2 separate regions of the Homo sapiens genome follow, and region 2 is linked to region 1. A link is an interaction called in ENCODE POLR2A ChIA-PET data of the cell type or tissue named here. Cell type or tissue: PC-9. All regions are shown on one strand. Each heading gives the region's core, and the rest is flanking DNA. Links, peaks and the distances in the headings are about the cores only.

The links. ChIA-PET counts read pairs that join two places held together with the same protein. Peaks named below come from ENCODE experiments on the same cell type or tissue, not always from the same donor. Only the 100,000 strongest peaks of a DNase experiment are listed, where the experiment ranks them.
Region 2: POLR2A ChIA-PET joins it to region 1 with 17 read pairs; 7 of 35 experiments call an interaction of 5 or more read pairs at or near these places.

The regions. Positions count from the first base shown.
Region 1 is chr12:13,161,072-13,169,748 of GRCh38, forward strand. No RefSeq gene overlaps it. Among named protein-coding and RNA genes, the nearest start is that of EMP1, 31 kb to the right of the region's middle. RefSeq lists enhancers at 4,175-5,374, 4,504-4,798. In PC-9, for the core only: a CTCF peak has its summit at 467; DNase peaks (open chromatin) are centred at 3,030, 4,610 and 6,330; H3K4me3 peaks cover 517 bases; H3K27ac peaks cover 6,229 bases.
Region 2 is chr12:13,220,115-13,228,791 of GRCh38, forward strand. No RefSeq gene overlaps it. Among named protein-coding and RNA genes, the nearest start is that of EMP1, 28 kb to the left of the region's middle. In PC-9, for the core only: no CTCF peak of the experiment used is centred there; DNase peaks (open chromatin) are centred at 2,207 and 3,287; H3K27ac peaks cover 4,682 bases.

The DNA.
Region 1 (8,677 bases), core at 352-8,351:
ACACCTGGCTAATTTTTGTATTTTTAGTAGAGACGGGGTTTCGCCATGTTGGCCAGCTGGTTTCGAACTCCTGACCTCAAGTGAGCTGTCCGACTTGCCCTCCCAAAGTGCTGGGATTACAGGCATGAGCCACCGTGCCTGGCCAATATTCATTTTTAATGTAGATTTTCTATAGACACTCCTCTCCTCTGCCAGTAGGGGCAGTTTTGTAAATTCTTTTTTTTACTTTGTGCATTTCTTTTTCTAATCCTTGTCTTATTTCACTGTCTAGGACTGACTGGAAATGTTGATATAAGCATTATTGTCTTACTCCTGACTTTAATGCAATTGCTTTTAAGATTTTACCATCGAATATAATGTTACCTATAGTGTTTTAGTGAATACACTTTTGAGATTAAGACTGTTACGTTTTTTCTTTTTTCTTCATTGGATAGGCATAAATGTTTTACTGTTGATAAGATGTTTTTCATGACAAAGTTAAATTTTGGCTGTTTTCCATCTATGAGATGATCAGATTTCTCCCTTTAATCTACTAATGTGGTGTGTTAATGAAAAGATTTTCTAATATTGCATTCCACATCATTAAACAATTCTCTAACATTTTTCAGCATTCATTCAACATCTTCAATCCTTCAATGTTATGGGTTGGAGATCTATTATGTCAGGTGTAGAAATAAAGATAAATAACACATAGTCCCTTTCTTCAGAAAGCCTATCATTTCTTTTGAAAAGTAAGAGAATGAGAAGGGGGCCTGTAAGTAACATGTATTCAGTGTTTGCTATGTGCCAGGTATTCTTTTAGATGCTTCAGAAATGTATTCTGATTTAATTCTCCCAACAACTCTATATGATAAGTACAATAATTTTATCCATTTTATATATTAGATATCTGAGGCTTCCAGAAATAAGTGATTTGCTCAAAATCAGCACTCAAACCAAGACTCCGTGGCCCTAAAGCCCAGGCTCTTGCAATATAAGTATCATGGTTATTGAAAGCACGGAGAGTCATGTTTAAGTTAGGTTTATGATTTCCAGAAAATATTGGATTTAAATGATTCCTTCAATGAGGGGGCAGGCATGAGATAGAGGGGAGTGGTAGACAGCAGTTGAAGCAGAGGAGGCTATGGGAGGTGAGCAAAATCTCAGGGTCAGGAAAGCACAAGATAGCCCAGGGACCAAAGGGTAGACCGGTTAGCTATGATGTATACATTGTGTAAGATGATGTTGGGAAGTAAACGTAGAGAGATAGATTAGCAGATTATCCCATGAAAACGCTTGTGATGACATGCAACACAGATTGGAGTAAGGAAAGCCAGAATCTCAGCAGGAGGCCGTGGCTACTGTCAAAGTGAGCAATAGTAACAACTCTTCCTTTGCTCCTCATTGATCTTAGGATGGAGTCCAACCAAATACCTTACCTTGGTTGACTAGACCTGACATAGTCTGTCCCTTTCTTTCTTCTCCAGTCTCATCTTACCCCTTGCCCTCTCAGCTCCAGCCTCATTGGCCTCTCTGTTTCCTGAACCTCCTATATTCCTTTTAACCAAATAGTCTTAGAATAAATTGTTCCATCAGTAAGCAACTTTCTTCCTCTTCTGAGCAGGACACCTCCATTTGTCTAGTCAATTTCTACTCATACTTGATGTTTCAATCCTTAATTGTGTTCTTCTCTTTCAGGAGTACTAATTTCAGTGTATAGCTCTATTTTCATTAGAGTTTTCCTGAGCGATGCTTGTCTCTTCTCCCAGGTTATAAATTCTGTTGCTGGAATCGGGAAAGTCTGAGTCTGTTTTTGCTTACCTAATTCCTAGCACAAAGCCTGGCTCAGAGTAGACACTTGATATATATGCATAGTTGTTAAATGAATGAATAAAAAAACAATTTATCTGAACTATGGAGGGTGAAGTCAGTAGAAATAAAATGAGTAAGGAGGAAAGGAGATTGCTTTAGAACTCTCCTTTTTACTTGTTAGAAAGAAGAGCTGACTTACTTGGTGATTGACTGAACATGGGGATGAAACAGGTGAAGGAATTAGGAATGGTTTTCAAGCTTAGCTTCCAAATGAGTAATTGAGAGAGAAGTATTATTAACAGAAACAGGGAATCCAGAAAGATGATGAATTTAATTTTAGATATATCAAATAACTACGAAGACCCTGAGGAACATATCCAATAGGCGTTTGCAGGTCAGAGTAGTCATATACGGAGATACAGATTTGGGACACGCTTTCAAAATGAAAAGCCATCCATTTAAGAAAGTGGAATTAACTAGAGAAACAGAATAAACAGAATAGCAGAGGCCCTGGGAACTTCATATTGACACATGTCTATTGAAGGAGGCAGTAAAGAGAAGAGGAGTTGATTAAGGTGACAGAGCAGCAGACGGGGATGACATGAGGGTTGAGTACTGTCACAGAAGCCAGAGGAGAAGTGGATCCCACTGAATGGAACATCAACATTGCAGAGGAAGAACGAAGACCAAAAATTAGGCATTGACCTTTAGACAATTCCTCATTGACCTCTGGGAGTAGAGTTTCTATAGAACACGAAGTGGGACAAAATACTGATTTTCGGGAAAGAAGAGACTGCTTGTACAGACCACTGATTGAAGAAGTGTGGCAATGGCAAGCAAATATGAATAGGATTGTAAGTAGAGTGAATGGTGGAGGAGACATCAAGGAACATTTCTCGAGTTATTAGAAGTCTGTACATGCTTATAAACACAGAGGAAGTCTGTGGACAGGAGAAATTGAAGGTGCAGTTGAATGGGAAAAGGGAGTATACAGGGCCAGCCGTGCTTATTGAGGGAGGAGTTTTCCAGAAGAGATGAAATAGGTGGTGTGGCTAACTTGAGTAAAAGAGCTTGCTCTCTCTCTGAGACTATCATTTCTCATCAAGACTGCGGAAGAAATTGAGGAGGGAGGGGAAACTGAGTGCGCAAAGGAAGTGGAGTAATAGGGAACAGGCTTCACATTCCCAGCATTCTCCACTTGCACAAGCTCACACTGGGGAAAAACATGAGTTGTTGCCCTGGAGCAAGCTGCCTGTCTGCCAGGCCAGTAGTGAACCAGCCCCTTTCAAATGCTCCAGACCTATGAGAACCAAAAAAAAAAAAAAAAAAAAAAAAAAAAGGAGAAAAAAAGGTAGCTTCAGGGCTGACACATGGCAGCTGCGTTCTGGGAGTTGGGCTACTGCTGGCCCTGTCCATGCCCCTCTCTGAGGGCTGTTGGAAGAGGCGCTTTCTTATGTACACAGGTGGAGGAACCCACATTTCCAATCTCCAGCCCCACCTCTGGCCCAGCCCAGCTGCAGACACCCTTCCTTTGGGCTGTGAACTCGACTGCATGGTCAAGCCTAGGGCAGCCTGAAGCCAGTAATGAAAATCCCTGGCATTTCCTCTCATAACCATTTCCAAAGGGCTTTCCCCAAATATGATCTCATTCCATTCTCATGGCACCACGGCATTTTCATCTCCAATTTAGAGATGCCAATCACTAAGCGCCTCTAGAGAGGCCATGCAGTTAATGGTATCTAGGGCTGCTGATTTGAAAACCCGGGCTCTTCCAGCCATCTCACATGGTCTGCATCTGACTGATCTCCTTTGGTGGTGAGAAGGTGGGCTCTGGGGTTTGGGAGATGAGAATGACGAAAAACACCTGTATTAGCCATCCCGCCTGAGTTGCCAAAGGTAGCCACCTCCGTCCGTGGGTCAGGAAGCCATTTCCATTTCTGCTAGAAGGAACTGATGGTGCCTATAGATTGAAAATCTTCCCATGAAAAGAGAAGCAGAGCAGGCAATTGTTATGTGTTTGGTGGTGTTGGTATGTGGGGCATGAAGAGGAAGGAGAAATGTCTAAGACTACATTCACCAATCTTAAGCAAACTTCATTGCTTGAAACACAAGAGGGAAACGGCTGACTTCCTTCGTCTTCACCTTGGATGTGTGAAGGTTCACCCCAGGTGAAGGGCACTGACCAGATGTGTGACCTTGGGCAAGTCACTTCATCCCTTTAGGCTTGAGCTTCCTTTCCTGGAAAACAACGAGACTGAAATAAATGCCTAAGGTCTTACTAACTCGAATAGTCTCTGAGTCCAGGATTCTTAGGAAAATGGAAATCATTAGAGCAGGAAGGGAAGAGTTTCTTCTTGGGGACTTCTGGTTCAAGGCCTGCCTTCCTGAAGGGGCAGTTCAATCATTAATAGGTCTGTGAAAAAGCATCATTTTCTTAGGGATGGAGCATGCCCTTATACTATTTGCAAAACTAGCTAACTAACTAACCAACCAGCTAACTAACCACCTAACTAACCAACTAGCCAATTAACTACCTAACCAACCAGCTAGCTAGCTAACTAACTAACTAACTAACTAACTAACTAACTAACTAACTAACTAACTGAAACTAACACCTGAACAGCAGCCACAGTGTGGGGAAGGAGCAATTGCAAATACCCTTTTCTTCCATTGCAAACAGGGACGGCTCCAGCAGTTGGATGGCAGCCCTGGGTTTCCTGACATAACCTGTAACTGCTTGGTGCTCTTCAGCTTGCAGGGCACAGGCAATTTTGGTTTCATGCGGCCATGCCAAGTGCAGACAGAGGCCCCAGCTGCACTTTCAGTCACGTGACCTGGTGACTCAGGCCCTTTCTGGTTCCTGCTTGTCAGGGTATGGGAAAGGTGAGAAACTACTTTGCAGTGGCTCTTTGGGAGGGTCTAGGGATGAGCAATAGTTTGTTATTATACAGGTTGCCCTGAACCCTTTTTATATGAGCATAATAAAGTTATCTTATAACCCCAGAATTGCCGTTTTCAGTTGATGTCTGCAGAGTTGCTGTGTTCATCTCCTGTCTCCAGGAGTAAGCCAAAGTCATCTGAGGGGAAAAAAACAATCTACATTTCACCACTTCCTTTAATGAAATAGTTTGGTATTTAACCACCTCATCACCAGAAATGTCTTTTATGCTAACCTGAATCCACCCTGCCATGTTTAAGCATAATTCCTCTTACTTTGGTAGACAGAGTGGAAAATTTGTTCCACAATGGCAGGAATGTCTACATAACCTTAAGAGAAGATGCTAATTCCAACTTTATTTTCTCTTCTCTGCCTATCTGTAGCCTCTGTTCTTTCAAACTAGGTTTCAAATTTACCTCTTTTAGGAATCTTTCACTGTTGAACCCCTCCTTTCTACAGAAGAGACCAGAACACACAGGCTCAGAGTTTATTTTCTAATGCGTTTGTTCTTATTGATGTGCTATTTTGAAAACGCTTTTGAGTCTATTTCAGGGCACAGTGCTCTGTATTTGCAGGTGGGATGGATTCTCTTTAATGCAACTGTGGTGTTGTGAAAAGCGCTGTGGCCTCGGAGTCAGGAATCCTGGATATGTCACTTACCAGCCGTTACTTGAGGCAGGTTCCTCAATCTCGGAGAGGTTCAGATTATTCCTCTGGAAATCAGAAAATGAGGCTCTAACTCCTGGAGTCACTGTGAAGATAAATGAAGGAATGTATATGAAAGTGCTGAGGATAATGGCTTGCATTTAACAGGTTGGCCCATTGACACTCACTCACATACTCTGAGGGACCAAAACTTCTATTTCTATTGTTTTTCTCCATAAGGCCTCACTACACTGCTCTGTCCACAGCATAAGCTTAATGAGTGCCACAAACTGACTATCTATTTGGTACCTAAGAACAAGCAAGCTGGAAAGGGCTTAGGGCCACTTTACGGTCTGGGTGAAGTCTTGAGAAGTCCAGGATGCGGGTCCCCCTTCCAAGTAGGTCACAGGAGATGGCTCAGTGTGTGTCTCTGAGCCAGGGAACCGGATAAGAGGCAGGATCCATGAAATAGGAATCTAGGGGTAACAGAGGATTTGGTCCTAAAAGAGATGTCTGGTGCAGGCATGTGCCAGAGAAAAAGGGGCCAGCAATGTTTCTACTAAAACCTATTCCTTGTAACTTCACCAGCTCTTAGAGTTCACCTTTGCACTGCCGGCTCCATTTTCCTGCGTCACTTCAACAAGCCAATTTCCGGTCCTTATTGGGACTGTGGGAGGTGGGGTTTCTTTATCCAGGTGCTCAGTTTGATTACCTAGGAGAGATAGATGTTATTGATGTTAGAGTAATTTCTTTTCCCTGGGAAACGCAGGCTTTCACCTCTGCCTGGTTCCTTAGCCCTTCCTGCACACGCAGGTCAGAGGCTTGGAGATGGCTGTGGCCATGCTCTAGTGAGTGCAGGTGACAAATCCCAACACTGATCCAGTTTGACTCCAGGGTGAAATGGGCAGGGATGACTCACAGGTTGAGGAACCCGCTCCACAAAGGCTCTGTGGAAGGAAATGATGTCTGGGTGGGAAACGGGCTTGCAGCCTTGGGATGAACTAAACCTGGAGAGATTACTGAGGGCCAGGGAGGGGTTTATTTATAGAGGGTGAGGCCTTCTCTTTTTCCCACTAGGCCAGATGAATGGAGAGGTGAGGAAAGAAGCCTGTTGGGAGGCCACATCTATTCCCCAGCTCATCTCTTCAGTCAAAGCCTGGCAGAAGCTGCTCATTTATTTTTCTACCACCAATTCCCTGACCCAGTTCCCTGACCCAGGATAGGATATCAGGTGGTAAATCAATGCTTGCATGTGGTGATTTTTGTTTTGTGGACCCTCAGATGCAGACAGCCAAGCTAAACACATTCCTCAGCCACACTGTTGTTAGTAGGCTGTGTAAGGTCACATTCTGGTTTTATTTTGGTCATTTGCTTTTTTCCTTTCATCCCTTATCTTCACTTCCATTTCCCTTCTGTACCTCCCTTCCCTATTCCACACTCTACCTGTACCCCTGACTCACTCATGGCATTCTAATGACAGAACAAGAACCCCGTGCATGTGCCCCTATGGCTTTGGCAAGAGCTTCTCTGGGCGTATACCAGCCTGTGGGATCGTTGGGCCATAAGGCATAGGAGTACTTCATTTCACTAAATACTCCCTGGTTGCTCTCCAGAATGGCTGCGCTCCAGCAGTGAATGAATGAGCCTGTTTCCTGGAATCTTCTCCAGAACTTGCTATTACCTGGCTTTCTAATCTTTGTATACTGGGTGTGTGTAAAATAGTATATCATTGTTTTTAAATTTGTGTTTTTCTGATTTCTAGGAGGGTTACATATCTCATCTCTTACTTGTTATCTATTCTCTAATTTGTGTATTACATGTTTTGCCATTGTTCTTTGGGGTCTCCAGTCTTTTTCATGTTGATTTGCAGGAGTTTTTGCATATATTAGATATATAATTATCTATGTATGTAGATACTATAATTTTTCGGGTATTGTTCTTATCCAGTTTTGGAAGCGAGATTATACTTAATAGCCTTGTCAACTGATTACTTTTTTAATTTCTATAATGGTTATCTATGCAAACCTTCAATTTCTTCTTCTGCCAGTTTTGGTACTTTATAAATTCACTATAATGTGTCTAGGTGTGGACCATTCTCCCCATCTGTGTTGTACAACATTCCATAAGTCTTCCCAATTGAAGTCTCTCATTTTCTTTAATTCTAAGAAATAATATTTATTTCCTTAAGTATTTTCCCCTTTCATTTTTTTTGGTCTTTTTGGAGAGCATCTGCTGTATGGTTAGTGATTCTTTTACTTCTCTAAATCTAACTTCCACTTTTGCTTCTTTTTTAGAAAGAAATTAAAATTATATGGTATTTATTTATTTACTCTTAATAAAAATAAGTCTCATAGTATTCCCTTGTATGTATTTCACTTCTTCCTGGAGTACTTCTTCTAAGAGAATATTGAAAGAGGTTTTACGTGTGCCTGAGATAACATTAATTTGCCCCCAAATTTAAAGACAGTTTAATTGGAATTAAAATTCTAGGTTGAAGGTTTGTCTTTCAACACTGAAAAAATTATTCTATTACCCCACATCCAATGTTGATAGTAAGGATTCCTGGTTGTCCCCCAACACCTCCCACCCTGTCCCAGGGGATCTGAACCTTCTCTCTGGAAATCAAGAGAATGTGGAGAGGATCTTTGGAGGCTTAGTGATGGTGTGCTGTGTGGATTGCAGGAGTGGCAAAAGGACCAAGAGCTAATAGGGTGGGGTGGGCAGGGCAAGGCACAGGGAAGGAGATGTGCAGGCAGGAGGTGGCTGGCAAGGGCTGATTTTTCCTGCAGAAACCTGGAAGGTTACAAAATTCTCAATTTGGAGGACTCAAAAACTCTAGATTTGATGGTGAACAGGAGTGAGATGTGGGCTGAAACTCCCCACTTCTCTACCCTATCATGGGGGATGGATTGCTCCTCTGTAAAGAAACTGAACAACCTGCTCCTGGTGTGGGAGCTGATGCCACATCCAGGCTCCATTCCCACTGACCCTGTAGTGGAGCCGGGTAGTCTGCATGACCTCCAGTGTACTTTGAGTTCAGCCAGTTTTGCTTGCATCACCAACTGGTAGGCATTTGAAAGAAACTATGAAACACAATTAAGAAAAAGAGAAATGACTCCACAGGAAAACAAGTTAATTCAGGATACATGAGGAACTTGAAAGAAACTCAAATTTGTATATTCAGAGACATTTATGAAGATATCACATCAATTAAAAGAAAAGAATGCTATAAAAACAATAATTAAAAAGTTGGAGGATAAAATAGAGGAAAAGTAAAATAAAAAGACAGAGATTAAAAAAAAA
Region 2 (8,677 bases), core at 141-8,140, 59 kb after region 1:
GACATTGATGTGGGAGAACATGGCATTCAGTATGACTCTGTCTGGATATATATAGTTTTGTAAATTGGGTGTTCTTAAGTTGAGACTGCATGTTTCATTCCAAAATCAATCTTAGTTTTCCCACTTGCATTAGCATATTGTATTAGTCCGTCTTCACACTGCTATAAAGACATACCCGAGACTGGGTAATTTATAAAGAAAAGAGGTTTAATTGACTCACAGTTCTGCATGGCTGGGGAGGCTTCAGGAAACTTATAATCATGGCAAAAGGGGAAGAGGTACGTCTTACATGGTGACAGGGGAGAGAGAGCATGCAAGAGAAGGGAAAACTGCATTATAAAACCATAAATTTTATAGAACCCACTATCCCAAGAACAGCATGAGGGAACCACCCTCATGATCCAATCACCTTCCACGGGGTCCCTCCCTCAACACATGGGGATTTGGGGGATTACAATTCAAGATGAGATTTGGGTGGGGGAACAGCCAAACCATATCATGTATCAATGCTTAAATTCAGTTTATCTGGGAATTTTGAATGATTCCAACTCCTTAGTATAGACATTTACAGGCTTTTGGGCATTATGAAATCGTACTATTTTTAATTTGATTTCACCACTTCTCCTCTGTCTTATAAAAAGCTGACATTGAGCACATGTGTCCTTATAATTTTTAAGGTGAATCAAAAGTAAACCTGTTTTGAGTATTTGGATATAGTTTTGCAGTAGCTCTTGAGGTTACTAGGGTTGCAAAATCAAGTTTGAGAATTATAGTGCTAGATTTATGGGTGAAATGGATTACACTAATTAGTCTGACATTTAGTCACCTTGTTTTAAAAAAGCAAGGCAATATTCTGGCAGTGATATTGAACTCCAGATTTCTTTCCATATACTCACTTATGAAATTTACTTCAACATGGCATACCAGAACTGACTACTAATTTCTTTCCCCAGAATAATTTAAATTCTTTACGTCTCATTGTATTTAGTACTTGTCAGAGCTCCTGGAAGGACAGATAAAAGATAAATGCAGACAATTATTCATTGCTCAGCTTAGGTTCATTTCAGCCGGTCATTCTCTTGACCTTACCCTGGACGTCCTTATTCCCCAGAACCACTCTTCCTAATTCAGAGGAACGTGCGTGGCTCCTAATTTCTGGAGCTAACACCCACTACCACCAGTTTTGAACTCCATGCTCTTTTTTATTTTCCAGATGGAGTCTTGCTCTGTCACCCATGCTGGAGGACAGTGGCGCCATCTCTGCTCACTGAAACCTCCTCCTCCTGGGTTCAAGCAATTCTCTTACCTCAGCCCCCCAAGTAGTTGGGATTATAAGCGTGTGCTACCACACCTGGCTCAATTTTATATTTTGTATTTTTAGTAGAGATGTTGGCCAGGCTGGTCTCCAACTCCTGACCTCAAGTGATCCACCCACCTCGGCCCTCCCAAAGTGCTGGGATTACACGTGTGAGCCACCGTGCCTGGCCAGAAGGCTGTGCTCTCTTAGCTCTTCAAGGATGCTCTATTGTTATTCTTCTTCTCCCTATATCTCTACTGGAGATTTTGTCTTGTGGGTAAAATATGCTTAAGTTTACCATATCTTAAGCAAAAGAAAACACACAAACAACAACAAAAAAATCACTCCTCTCTATACTAATACTTTGCCTCTTGGTCTCTTATTATCCGTCTCCACCAGGCCCTGTCTCTGGGGTCAAGGGTAAGAGCTCACATAGAGGCACACCATATATCTACATATTTGAAAGTTGTAATATCAAGTTAACAAGCCATTAAATAAAAGTGTTCTATTGTCCTACCTTGATAGAAATACCTAGAAGGTCAGGTTAAATTGAAAAAACTCAGACTCCTTGTAGTCCTGGGGTAGAAGTCGGCTTACTGGGGGAGTGGGTGTCAGGCTCTCTGCTCATAGCTTGACTTTCTTCTCCCTTCCTCCTCTGCCCCATCTCCCACCATGAGAGACACGGAGTGCATATGAGTGGGTACTCCGGCCCACACATCTGAGAACAGCCCTCACCCATGCCCCATCTTGCAGACAGCTGCCCCTGGGCCATCTCATAGGCCATCCCATAACACAGTCCACTCTCTATTTGACAGGCCCAGGGAGAGGGGCTTAGTCATGAGCATGAGGACATTTGGCCAGGGACTTTGGCAGCACGAGCAATCAAAATGCAGTCTGGCAGCAGGGTGTGGCCTCCAGGTGGGTGTGCTCCTTTGGTCCTGAGCCCAAGGACTTCTTGCCCCCGGGAGGGTGTGGCTGGAGGAGGGTTGGAGCAAAGCCAGGAAAGCACAGGCCTAGAGAAGGCCTCCCGCCTGATCTAAGGGTGCAAGGCTCAGGCCTCTCTTCCCACTCCCTCACCTCGGGCCTCCCTGGAGCCAATCAGCTTCTGCCCTCAGCACTCCAAAGTGATAGCTCTGCTGAGGATCAAGATTCACTTTATATTCTCCAATCCAATGGGCACTCTTAGCCTGTACCTTTTTGTTTTTTTTTTTTTTGCCTGCTGCTTATTGTATCTTTGTATTTTGCATGGGATTTAATTAAAATTCCTATAATGAATGATCACCTATATTGGAATGAATCCAAAAACTGCATCTAGACTCAGATCAGCTTTCTGAAGCCAGGGCCGTAAGAACTACAAATTCAACTGAACCCCTGAAGTTCTCCTCCCTTTCTTTGACTTCCCCATCTCAGGAAATAGCCACCTATCACTTAGAATTACAGGCCAGATATCCAAGCGTCACTCACCATTCCTCCTTCTCCCCCATTCTTCACATTTAATTAATAACTGTATCTTGGTGATTCTAATTCCCAAATATTTCTAGATTCTTTCCCTTTCTTTCCATTCCCTTCAGTGTGATCTTAGTTTAGACCTTTAATTGCATTTATTTAAAGTAGCTGAATAGGCTCATAAGAATTCACTGCTCCAACTAATTTTCCACTCTGTTGCAAAAACTGATTTTCTTGCAGTGCAAATATGAGCGTGCCATTCTCCTGCTTTTAATCCTTCATTTTCTCCTTCAGGTTGTGCAGGATAAAATTCAGAACTTGTCTATTGCTGCCTTTTCCCCCATGGCCACTCTATCCCAGGGCTAAAACACACACTTATACCATGTTGTGGGGGTTTTCCCCACATGTCATTTGTTTTTCTGAAGGTCCTTCCCCTGGTATCCGGCTAACTCATCCTGATTTCACAGGATCAGAGCACATTCCTCATCTCCAAAAGGGTGGCCTGATGCCCCAGGCCCTACTGAAATGAGCTTTGTCAATGTTTACATAATATCATATGTGTATTTCATCAGAGCATTTGTCACAGAATATTTGAATAGTGGGTTAAACTGCATGCTTCTCTCACTGGACCATGAGCTACAAGAGGGCAGGGAACTCATATTTCATTTCCTTTCCTTCAGCATTTAGCAGGATGCCTGGCAATTAGCAGATGTTCAATATAATTGTGTGAGAAGGGCTGGGGAAGGTGCTGGGACACATCATCACGGGTGACAGAACCGGTCCCCTGTGGCACTCACTGTTTCGGGGAATTGGACAGGTGGTTCCAATGCAGGCGGAGTGCCATTGATGCTGAGAGAGAAGGGAGGAAATGTGCCTCTGGGGGTTGTCTGTTACTATTTTTAGGGTCATTAAAAGTGATTAAAGCCCTCTCTGTAAAAGTGTACACATATATATTTTTTTCATAAAATTCTCCTAAAACATCCATGGGTTTCCTAAGTAGTACAGCCCTTAGGCCTGGGCAGAATGACCTCTGCTTTAGAGCATTGCATTTATTTAAAGTAGCTGAATAGGCTCTGGTCCTCATCCAGCTGTGCATACATTTAAGATGAACTTTAAGGGTGAATAAAATGTTGGAAGTTGTAAAGAAGTTGGAAGTTGAAAGATCAGCCAACGAAATCATAGCGATGGAAAAGCTGGCTGGAGCAAGTGACCCATTTGGAAAGGTAGACTGGGGGCTTTACTGCAGAAGGTCTTGACTCTCAGGGTTAGGAATTTCACAATGATTTGGAAGGATAATGGGAATTCCTAAAACGTTTTTGAGCAATGATATAACTGGAATGTGCTCTGAAAGGATGAATTTGGCAGATTATACAGGGGGTTGCAGGAGAAGTGAAGAAGGTGGAGAAATAGTTGGGAGGCTACTGTAGTACTTGAGGGAAGAGGTAATAAGAACTGGACAAAGTGGGTGGGATGGGAATGGAAGAGATGAATATAATACAAAAGGTATGATTTAGATGTCATGTGATTCAGCAAGATTTCAGGGAGAAGGCAACAAAGATTACTCTGATTTACCAGACTGGAGTTGGGGGAACTGGCCACGCCATGAACAAAAGAGGGAAGCTGGAGGAAGAATTTGAGGGGGAAGATTATAAACTCAGATCTAGACATGTTAAGTACAAGGAGCTGGCTGGACATTTAAGTATCTTGCTCCTTAGTCTAAAGATGTCTTAGGTTACTTGTGAAGGGTTACTTTCCAGAGGGATCCTGGGGGTTCCCCAGAGCACCCACAAATGTAAGTCTCTAGGAGGCTGCACATTTCCCACATTTAGCCTCTAGCTAGGTAAGCTTTTCATAGCACTTCCATCAGCCTGGGTCAACTCACTTGGGACTGACCTTATATCTGTTTGAATTCAGCTGTCTTTTGTTTTAAATTTTACTTTTAAATTGTTTTATTACCAATTTTAGCTCCCCCAAATTAGCATCACACTTTCTCCTTGTGTTAGTTCCAACCTGGATCCTGTAGGGGTGGACATGGGAGGGTGATGGGAGGACAGGGCATGGATCTGGGACACACTTGGAGTTTTAATTTAGTATCCCATGAAACTTCTTGTTTAAAATATCTAATTTGCTAAAATTTGCTTTTCAAAAATGTTGGCCTTTTACTAAATTTCCCTTTTCAACATTTTAAACATCTGCTTTAGTTTTAAAATGGCTGTCTTTTTTCTTTTTTTAAAAACATCTTTTACGTTTGTGCAAACTTCCCTATCCCTCAAAACAGAGACTTCCATTGGGCAAATTATTTTGATGTGAAATCTCTGAACAATCTCATTAGCAAGAGATCTGGAATGATGTCTGAACACAGGTAACAGTGACCTGTCATGGATGTAAATCAAAGAATATTATGAAAAACCCCATGTAATACCAGGACATATGAAGAAATATGAAGATGAGAGGCAATCATTCCTTTAGATTCTGCATTAGTCAGATTATGGTCTGAGTTATAGAGTACTATGTTCAGTGTTGGTCACCACCGTTCAAAGAGATGTGAAGAAATTAGAGTGATTGCAGAAACAAGCAACCAAGATGATTAAAGGGTTGGATAATAGGTTCCAGGATGAAAGATAAAAAGGTTTGTTGCTGTTTCCAGAAGAGAAGACTAAAGTAGAGCGTGATTCTGCAAGGTTTTTATAAGACATGGTTAACAGAAACAACATATGATGGAGAAAGATTGCGAGCAAAGCTAAAAGAAGAGAAAATGCCTCGTTTTGGATAAGTCAGGCCAGAATCAACCTTTTACCCTTTCCTATATCGTTACTAATTAATCACAACATTTTTTCCTGCAGGGCTTGGGCCAGCCATATAAAATCCCCCAAACGGAACTCCAGGCAGCCTCTCCCAGTTCTTTGAAATTTTTCCTTAGAAAGACAGCTGTTTTCTCCTCTATTTTGGGCGTCGAATGTTTTGAGAGCTTGAGGCTTTACCAATGGATTTCTCAAAGATCTTTCTAGCACCATGATTCTACCAAATAATTTGATTAAATGAGTTTCACAAGGAATGGACTTAATCTGTAGATGATAATGGATCTAGGCCCTTTGACGAAACTGGGACATCTCTGGAATGCTTTTAGTGAAGGGATTGGAGACTTGGCTACTCTCTTAACACAGAAAGTTTAATTGTCTTCTCAAAGAAGCTCTTCACAGACAGCCTAGAAAGCCTCATAACGCTGGAAAAAAAGAAATATTTGGATGGAGCCAGAAGTAAGGAAAGAATTTCTACCAGGATCTCCTGTGTAGAATCTACTATTTGGCCCTGGAGAGGAAAACTGGGCTCTAGGAGGAACCTGAACACTGATTGGCCGAGGAAGGCATTGAGATGCCAGAATGAAGCTAGTTGAAGTCTCCGCTTTTTCTGTAGCTCTTTATGTGTTGTTATGAAAAAGCCTGATGAACAGTGGTTTTCTGACACGAAGTTTGTGGGAGGTAAACAGTGATAAATGACAGTTCAAGAAGCTGAAGGGCAGAAATCAATACTTGCTGTTACTCTGCAGTAAATTATGAGAAGCCTTCAATGAGAGGGACAGATGCTGTTTTTCCAATTGCATGGTTTGAACTTTAGTTGTTTATAAATTTTCTTTCTCCCTGTGGGTCTAAGTTTCTGTCTTTGCCATATATACCCTAAATGTATGGTGATAAATATCAGGCCACTTAAAAAGGTGGTAGGTAATTCACCATTAGTGTCTGAATTTTCTTCTCTACCATTGACTTTCTCTAACTTTTCTAATGATGATTAACATAGTTTGTTTTGTCAAAGGACAGCCTTTGGACCACAAAATGGATGAAAATAAAATTTAAAAAAAAGAGCTAAACTGCCTTTAAAAACCGTTAAGAATCTCTTAATACTAAATTTCAAGGGCAGAGTCTTTCTCAGTGCCATTTGGCTCACAGACATGTATTCCAGAGCAACCAAATTTGAAATACAAAAATAAAAAAGATTTTACAAAAGCCATTTCTTCCAATGAGGTCAGCAACAATTCTCGTCATTTCTTTTTTAAACAAATTCATCATGTTCCACCAAGTAAGATATTTACATATACTAACTTGAAATTTCACTCCTGAAAAAATAATAAAGGAAAAAGTCTTCTGGGATATTTTTGCTGTTTTATGGCAGTTGTTGATCTTTAGTGTTTATTAATTTTTTAGTCTTTTCCTTATTTATATCCACCCCTCCCTGTTACAAAAAATAGACTAATTTCCCAAAACTTGAGCTAAGAAGTCTGCTCTTAGATGGTGCTCCTGTTTTATAGCTGCTGATTAGGCTGGCAATCAGGAGAAATGTACAAACGCATTGGAGGAGACTTCTTGCAGCCTGTCCATCACACACACATAGACAGCACTTCTGTTGCTGCTTACCTGAGACAGCTATGTGATACTTTCTAGGACAAGTTCAGATGCGAGTCTCGAGTCATGATGGCAGAGAGAATATACACACCACACTGCTCCAGTGGTCTAGGGGCATTGCAATCACAGAGGGAGGAGCTGGCTCTTCCGGCCCCTTCTCTACTCCCTGCTCGCTAACTGCGGGTTCACCTGGCCAACCTACAGACTAACCTGTGAGGAGCACTCAGATGGGGGGAGAACCTCCTGCCAGATGTAATAACGATTATTTTGAAAGGCAGAGGGGAGGAAGAGGGCAACCAGGAGAACCTTATAAGACTTCAGGGCTTTCAGGCAAATAAATGATGGTTTGATGGTTTGAGGGGCTGTGACTTAGAGCCAGATCACACAGACTTCTGAGACATAATCCAATCAACACCAAGCACACCTCCTTTGACTGTAAGTAACTTGAGTGCTTGTTCTAGGACTTTTGTCTCCTCTGTTTTCCCAGAACCAGACACGTTGCCTGGTTCATAGACACTGAGTAACATTACATTAGACCAATGAAAGGATAAAAGAATCCTAGGTTCTACTGAAGGAGAAATGGGCTTACACTGAAATATTGGGAAGAGAGGGTATAGAGTGGGAATTTATTGGCAAGGAACGTTGTTGTATTATTATAGGTCTGTTATGGGTTATTGATGAAGTGCCCTGTAATCTAAGGAGACGCATCATCACAGCAGAATTTCAACCATTCTGGAATGATTTCAGTGGGCTGCCTGGAGAAAGGCATGAACTGACCACCGTAGGCTTTCATCCTTCCCTTGATGTTGATGATTCTCATTCTCAGGAAGGTGCCCTACACCCACCCCACCCCCAATTTTCTTGGAAAATTCTAATTTCCTACAGTCCCTGCAGTACAGAAGCCACTGATTCTGGACATTTTTGACAGTATGGTATTGGTATGGTATTGGTATGCTCTGAAAAAACCAATGCTTTTTCAGAGCAAAGACACTTTATCAAATACTATTAAATATTGATTACATGAAGTCCTCACTTAATGTTATCGAGGTTTTTCTCTTTTTTAATTTAAGAAAGAGTCTCACTATGTTACCCAGGCTGGTCTTGAACTCCTGGGCTCAAGGGATCCTCCTGCCTCAGCCTCCAGAGTACCTGGAGTTCCCACCGTGCCCAGTCACCAATAGGTTCTTGGAAACTGCAACTTCAAGTGTAACCACATACAACAAAGCCAATTTGATCACACGCTAATTGAGATAAATAAGAGTTAAGGTCCTGTGGCCTATTTCAAGCCACAAAAGCACTACCAAACTTCTAAATAAAGACCAAAACACTTCTTAAACGTTGAAATAAATATAAGCTATACAGACAATTAAGAAAGATTAATAAAAATAAGATAATTAATTACCCAATTATTTCAGTTCAGTTCAGTTTTGGATTGCTGGAGCCTCCTGCAGCAGCTCAGGACACAAGGTGAACTCGGACAAGACACCATCCCACCACAGGATGCGCTCACACCCACACCCACACCCACACCCACACT